Linked DNA regions of Homo sapiens: region 2 is linked to region 1. A link is a contact called in ENCODE Hi-C or POLR2A ChIA-PET data. All regions are on one chromosome and are shown on one strand. The core of a region is the stretch at or near the end of the contact, and the rest is flanking DNA. Distances in the headings are between cores, read along the strand shown. Region 1 overlaps ARID1B (AT-rich interaction domain 1B). Region 2 overlaps ZDHHC14 (zDHHC palmitoyltransferase 14).

Region 1 (3,585 bases), core at 821-3,320:
GTTTCATAAAATGCAATTTTACATTTCAGTTATTTATGACTCTAGCTGAAAGGCAAAAACCACTATGAGAGAACCACTGACTACAAGAACAAGTTTGGTTTCCTTTAAGCAACTGTACCAAGAAAAAACCAATACACTTCACGATTAGCAACTGCCCTCTCTCCCAACACCCCCCACCATGTTTAGGAACTCTAAAGAGTAAGTAACAAGGATTCTAACAAGGATTCTTTCCCGGTAGATGTTCTGGAAATCAGCTATACCTTCATATCCTACTGTCAGTTTCTTGAAAGTAGAGTTGGAACAATTTTTAAGAAGTCAGGGGAAGCCCCCAGCACCAACTAGAAAGAACTGCTTTTAGTGTGCTGAAGGCACAATGTTCCAAGGGCATTTTCCCTTTTTTTTCCAGGGGAAAAGGGAAAGTTAATAAAGCAATTCTGGTTATGCAAATATGTGATCAACAACAGTTCACCTAACATAAGGATGAAAGCGCATTACTCTAGCAAATGCAGTATACAGTTTTTAAATACTTATTTTCTGTTAACACAGAACTCGTACAATGTTTATGACCTTATTAATAAACTTTCTAGCAATTGAAAAATTGCCTTTCTAGGCTGATAATGAGGGCTTAAATGAGAGAAGAAAGAAGTAGAAGATTCTGGTCTTATTTCCTTAGAAGCAAGGAAATTAAGTGTTTTAGTTTTTGCACTCAAAGTAGAGAGTTGTTTGTATACTATAGGGAAAATGACCTTTTTCCATTTTTTATTTCTAAATATTTCTTTAAAAGTCTATAGCCCAGTGGACTCGGGCATTTTCCCCAAACTTCAGTGCTCCTCTCTTCTAGCTATTATGCTGGAAGCTACCTGAAGCCTACCTCTGAACAAAGGAGGGGTTTAAGCTCATTAAAAGTAGTAGGCTTTTACATGACTGCTTCAAAATAACCTGGAGAGAGGCAGAAATGAGAGAGCATAGACTAAGAAGTAAGTTTAGCCATGAGTTCATAACTATTTTAGCTGACTGACAGGTACATGGGGGTTCATTAAACTGCTCTCTCTCCTTCTATATATATTTATACATTCTATAAATGTATAGAATATAAAATTTCTAAATCTTGAATATCTTTTTAATGAAAAGAAGATGTCAAGTCCTCCTGGAAAGCAGGGTTATGTCCCATTGCAACCAACTGTGTTTCCAATGCTGACTCCAGTCACAACTTAATGTTACATTTTGATTTCTTCCCATTGGCCAGCTAATATTCATTCTGAACAATTTAATGTTACTACTGTCATCTATCCCATATACACATACACACACAGTCACTGTTCTCTCATAAGAAATAGAGGTATGTGTGTGTACACACACTAAAGACTACAGTGAATATTATCCCAGATAACTCTACATTGATTAAGGCTGGTTGATAACAACTGCAGTGATTAACAGTGTTGGACGGTCAGTGCTCATCAACTCAGGCATTAGTTCAAGCACAAATGTGCATGGCCTGATGCTCTCCTATCCTAATTTGGTTGTTAGTTGGACTATGCTGGCTTACCTGGGAGAGATTGAAAGTAGCAACAGTGCTGTCATCATACAGAAGAATATTAATAGTGTCCAAAGCCCACGTACTCTCAGCCAAAAGACCTGATTTAAGGGACATCATCACACGCCACGCCTCAGGAGTAACTGAAGATGGGGAAGAACAAGGATATCATGAATGTTGACTCTATGCATGAAAGAACGAAAGTTAACGAAAGAGTAAGAAAAAATAAGTGGAGTGTTAAGTTAAATATTGACTTTAAACAAATGCTCTCAAGGACAGTTAAGCGTGATCATTTCCGATTTTAAATGGAGGCCATAGCTGTAACGAGAAACTTTTGTGGTTTCAGATCTCGCTTTGTTGGTCACGCAGGGGCCGAAAGTGCTTCTGGAGGTGGAGTGGTTGAGCACAGATGGTCCTTTCTCATGGCCGGGTTATTTCTTTCAGCCACCCTACAGAGTCTGCAATGTGGTATCAGAGCTTTTAATAAATGAGTCAAACCCAAAAGTGGTATTTGTCTTCTTTTGGCTTCACCACTCACGAGTGTCTCAAGGTGGCGTCCTGGAAGGCCGCCAAGTATGCAGAACATGGAAGCAAAATTTAACTCCAAGACAGCCTCCTCAGACACACGGCCTTGGCTTCCCAGGCTGCTTTCCTCTAGTCCTGTGCTCCTGCCCTCAGAACATGCTGTGATAAATATTAGCACTTTGATGGCTCAGATTTCTCAGGAGTATGGCTGGAGCCACAGAATGGGAAGTAATTTGTTGTTTTCCCTATTCCTGCTACTGAAGGAAACAAAATGATCAGGTAGAAAGTTTGGAAGATTTGCCATGAGACCCAGCTCGGCCAGATCCCTGGAGCTGCCTGGAGGCTGGGGGCATTCTCCAGGCACCAAGAATCATTGCATGAGGGGGAGACACCGTGGCTTTTCCACTTTTATTTTATCTGTTTTAAAATTTTCTAAGATAGCTACATACTGTTTTTACAATAAAAAAATCAAAATTACTTTTAAAAATAAACATGTAAATTTCCCTAGGTTGAAGACAAATGCTATATAACCCGCACTGGGAGATTTTTAGAAAATTTAGATGTATTTATTTAAACATACATATACACACATAAACACACAATACACGTGTGTGTGTGTGTATATATTTCTATATATAAAATGGTGCTCAGTGTCTGTGTCTCCTTCTCTCCCTCTGCAACCCCATATAAATACACACACACACATATTCTATATATATCTATATATCTATATTTATATCTATCTATATATATATATAAAGGGATATAGATACACATGCATTATATATAAATGGATAGATATATATAAAGGAATATGTGTGTGTGTGTGTGTGTATACAGTGGCACAGTCACTGCTGAAGCCTTGATCTCCTGGGCTCAAGTGATCCTCCTACCTCAGCCTCCTGAATAGCTGGGACTACAGAAATGAATCTCACTTTTGGCTAATTTTTTTTCTTTTTAGTAGAGACGAGGTTTTGCTAGGTTGTCCAAGGGTGGTCTCGAATTCCTGAGTTCAAGTGATTCTCCTGCCCTGGTCTCTCAATCTACATCTCCTTAATGTCCAGTGATTGATGTCTTTCAAATTATTAATATCTTTAATTTTCTAATCACTGAAAAAGATTTTAAGTCAATTTGTTCTTGATATTTTTTGAGTAATTTTTCCTAATATAACTCAGATCTATTATCTTCCTTCCTGTGTTAAAAGTACTTCAAAAATAATGCAGAAACCCTGTGTGTACTTCCAGATAGTCCAGACCTCTGATTAGTATTCAGAACATCCCACAGAGGATAAACAAGCAACATCAGCATTCGATTGACATGGTTCTTGGCCCAAGTCTACCAGTGCATTGGATGATATCAGTTCTATGTATCACAGCATAGCATATTCTTTATGTCATACCATCTATCAATCTACATATTACATACAAGCTTTAACTTTTTCCCACGGAAATTCACTGTATGTTGTCACCAAATTACAGAGTGGCTTGCCTTCAGATTTTCTCAGGTCACCTTTAGCATTTCATTAG
Region 2 (3,558 bases), core at 128-2,627, 250 kb before region 1:
TGGCCAAACAAATGAAGTTCCCAGAGCCCACGCTGGAAGCCCTGATAAACACCTCAACCACAGAATCTCAGTCTGTGGCCCACTCTGGCGCCAAAAAAGTGCCCATCCCAACTCGGTCTTTTTTTTTTTTTTTTTTTAGATGGAGTTTCACTCTTGTCACCCAGGCTGGAGTGCAATGGTGCAATCTCGGCTCACTGCAATCTCCACCTCCCGAGTTCAAGCGATTCTCCTGCCTCAGCCTCCCAAGTAGCTGGAACTATAGGCGCATGCACCACACCTGGCTAATATTTATTTATTTATTTATTTATTTATTATTGTATTTTTAGTAGAGACAGAGTTTCACCATGTTGGCCAGGCTGCTCTCGAACTCCTGACATCAGGTGATCCACCCGCCTTGGCCTTCCGAAGGGGCTGGGATTACAGGCATGAGCCACCACGCCCGGCCCACAACTCAGTCTTTGTACCAGCACATGTAATGCGATTACTAATGAAAACGTTACTTCTCAGTAATTTCAAAAAGAGGTGGACAGAAACAGAACGGTTCACTGAATTCTCCAAATAATTGTAAAATTCTTCTTCAATCTCCTCCTCCCTTGGTAAATTTCCAAACTTCTTTTTAAAAAAATGTAAAAACCTGACTGAAAGATCAGGCTGATAAGGCTCACTTCCTCTCTCTGCCCACACCTGCTCTCTGAAGCAGCTCGTACTGCCAGGGAGAAACATGGTGGTGCTTTGTCTTACTCAATTCTTGACAGTTTTAAGGGTGTTCTCGAATAAATAATGTCACGTCAGGTCCCTAACAGCGCTGAGTGCCGTTTTAGGTAGCTACTGTCCTTCCCACTTTGCAAAAACCCTGGCTCCATGGGGGAGGCAACATCCCACACTTATGACTAGGGAGAGCCTGGACTCTAGGCCAGGCCTTGATTCTCTACCCATTGCTTTGGCAGCCCCAGGATGAACGAGGAGAGGGCCAAGTGGATCACGAGCTGCCTGAGCAGCACCTGTTTTCAGGCCAATCAACCGAAAATGCTAAAATCGAAGGGCTAACAGGACACATCACTGGAACTGTCTTTGCTTTTGCTCAAACCCAAGCCCAGTACCTCTGTCAGAATCTAGGGCCACGCGCCGTGGCAGCCTCCTCGGGGAGGCAGAGGTCAGGAAGAGCTTCCCTCCCGCAGCAGGCCTCCTCCGGGAGTAGAAGGAAAGGATGTGTTTTCATAACGGAGGGCGCAATCTGCAAACATAAATGAACTCCGATGAAACCTAAATCCTCGCCGAAAAAGCAAAACTCCCATTTCCTCTGTTCTTTCTCTGAGGCCTAAGGATAATTCTCTTCTTTCCCCCACAAGTCAGATTAAAGGGGTGTGACCCGGTCCACTGCGACTATCAAAGGATGCCATTGACACGGAGATAGCTGCAGGCAGAGCGCCGCTCAGACACACAATGGGCCAACGTGTTACTTTCTCTCTCTAATTTCCTTTCTAAAACTAACTGCTTTATCTGAGAGAAAATGCTGTGTTCTACAGTCGTTTTCCTTCTAACAAGAGCCGCTTGTATCCCCAGTTGACTGTAAGAAAGATCACATTCTGTTCCTCATGAAGAAAATTACAATGTCCCCGAAATGGCCCGGTTCCTGCCGGAGGAGCGAGGGGTGTGCCAGGTGGGAAGCTGCAAGGCTCTAACCAGCCCCTCAACAGGACCCCCAGCTCACTGTAACTCCAGGATCTAGAAAACAACACAAACGCAAGCACAAAGGCCGGCGGCATCAGGGCCTCCAGACTTAAGAAAGACCTGGAGAAAACTCACTGTCTGCCAAAAGTCTGGACAGATTTCCCATGTGGTTCACCTGCTTCATTCAGGGTAGGAAGGACAATGAGGAAAGGCACTCAACAGGAACCCCCATGCCAGCGTCACCCTTCCAGGCCAGAACGCTTTCCTCCCCTGCTTTTGTCTTTTCTCAGTTCCTGAGTGCTTTGCCTCTAAGGCATGGTGACTGATCACTCTGCCCTTGTGAAGGCATCTCTAGAGCACTTCTGCTGCCTCACATCTTCAGGAAGACCGAGTCTTTCTGCAGCAGGTGCTCATCACAAACCCTGGGTCCTCCTGCCCATGCAGACTGGGAAATGCTTCAAGAACTTCGGGAGGCAATGATACTGCAGTGACTGCCCTGCTCAGTTCACTCCTAAAAGCTTTTTGCTGCCTTTCAAAGTGGCCTGGCTGCGCCTCCCAGGAAACATCAGGCCACAGATGTGCAGCTAGAATGGATGGGCCCGTCAGTTTGCGATAAATGAGAGTGTTAAAATGGTGACACTGAAACTGAGGCCTGTTTTCAGCCCAGAGTAACCAACAGCATTGTTCACAGGACTGTCAGAGGCACTCACAAAAGGATGCTTTCTGGTCCAACTGAAATCAATATTGTGCTTCTGCTGGGGCTTAGGAATATTTAACACCATGTCAGCATCAAATACAGCATTAACAAAAGAAAATAACTGCTTGGCCTGTGGCTTCTATTAAATAACTCCATTAACATGGCAGAAACTATCAAAATTTTCAGATGCTTTTTATGTGCTAAAAGAAAAATTAGAGCATTTATATCTATTTGCTCTTTAAATTGTGTCAGTTCATGTTTAAAGATGCATTAAGGCCAGGTCCCATGGCTCACGCTTGTAATCCCAGCACTTGGGGAGGCTGAGGCGGTGGGAGAATCACTTGAGCCAAGGAGTTCAAGGCTGCAGTGAGCTAGGATCACACCACCACTGAACTCTAGCCTGGGAAACAGGGTGAGACTCGTGGCAAAAAAAAAAAAAAAAAAGAAGAAGCTGCATTAAAAGCATTTTAAAATCAGTAATGTTATGTTGCATTTTTCTTCTTTTTCTTAGGGATACACACATTTCATAGCAAGGAGTCTTCTGAAATTAAAGAGTGTGGTATGTTAACATAAAGTAGAGAGATAACAGGGAATTACTCCTTGATGTTAGAAGACAAGTGCCTTTAAAAGTAGTAAATATTGAGAACATACCAAGGAAAATATGTAGGCAGTGCTTAAAGAATGGCTGATGCATGTCTTTTGATCTTATTTCTTTGTCCCTTCATGTTTTGGATGATGGAAGTGCTGATACAATGGCTGGAGCTGGAGCAGCTGTTCTGGACTATGAGATAACCAAAGGGATGTAGGCCAGCTACAGCTAACAATGAAAAGGAGTCTGTGGCCTTGAGGACTTTGTGGGGCAGCACTGCCATGCCAGTCCTAGCCTGAAAGAAAGAAACATCCATATTGTCTATGAAAATAATATTTTTCCTATTGGTCACAGCCAAATCTCAACCTAAGTTACACACCCCACACCTAAAGGCTTCAAGATAAACATTAAGAAGGTTTTGAACAACAGCTGCCAATTAATCAGGAGGCTTATTTTCAGAGGCAGAATAAAAAAGAAGGTATCGGCCACCAGAAGTAAAGCAGACACATATTACATGTGGAGTCATCCATGGTCAAACACACACACACACACACACACACACACAAAACACAAAAAACAATGGCCTTAGAATGAATAAAAT

Evidence for each region. A loop is a pair of places that touch in the nucleus more often than their neighbours do. ChIA-PET counts read pairs that join two places held with the same protein, here RNA polymerase II (POLR2A). Pooled maps may share reads with other maps.
Region 2: a loop to region 1 is called in a pooled map, with 3 times the contacts of the local background. The contact joins two enhancer-like sites. A Hi-C loop is called at or near these places in 4 of 50 pooled maps. POLR2A ChIA-PET finds 5 or more read pairs at or near these places in 2 of 52 experiments (OCI-LY7 and activated naive CD4-positive, alpha-beta T cell).

Annotation. Positions count from the first base shown.
Region 1 is chr6:157,201,958-157,205,542 of GRCh38, reverse strand. It overlaps ARID1B (AT-rich interaction domain 1B), which reads right to left. Exons shown (of 20, transcript NM_001374828.1): 19 at 1,547-1,677. Among named protein-coding and RNA genes, the nearest start is that of TMEM242, 120 kb to the left of the region's middle. Within about 2 kb of position 2,070, at least 2 of the 41 ENCODE cell types and tissues checked have a DNase peak (open chromatin) inside an H3K27ac peak, as active enhancers do.
Region 2 is chr6:157,453,753-157,457,310 of GRCh38, reverse strand. All of the region lies in intron 1 of ZDHHC14 (zDHHC palmitoyltransferase 14), which reads right to left. Among named protein-coding and RNA genes, the nearest start is that of MIR3692, 74 kb to the left of the region's middle. RefSeq lists an enhancer at 1,319-2,210. Within about 2 kb of position 1,377, at least 2 of the 41 ENCODE cell types and tissues checked have a DNase peak (open chromatin) inside an H3K27ac peak, as active enhancers do.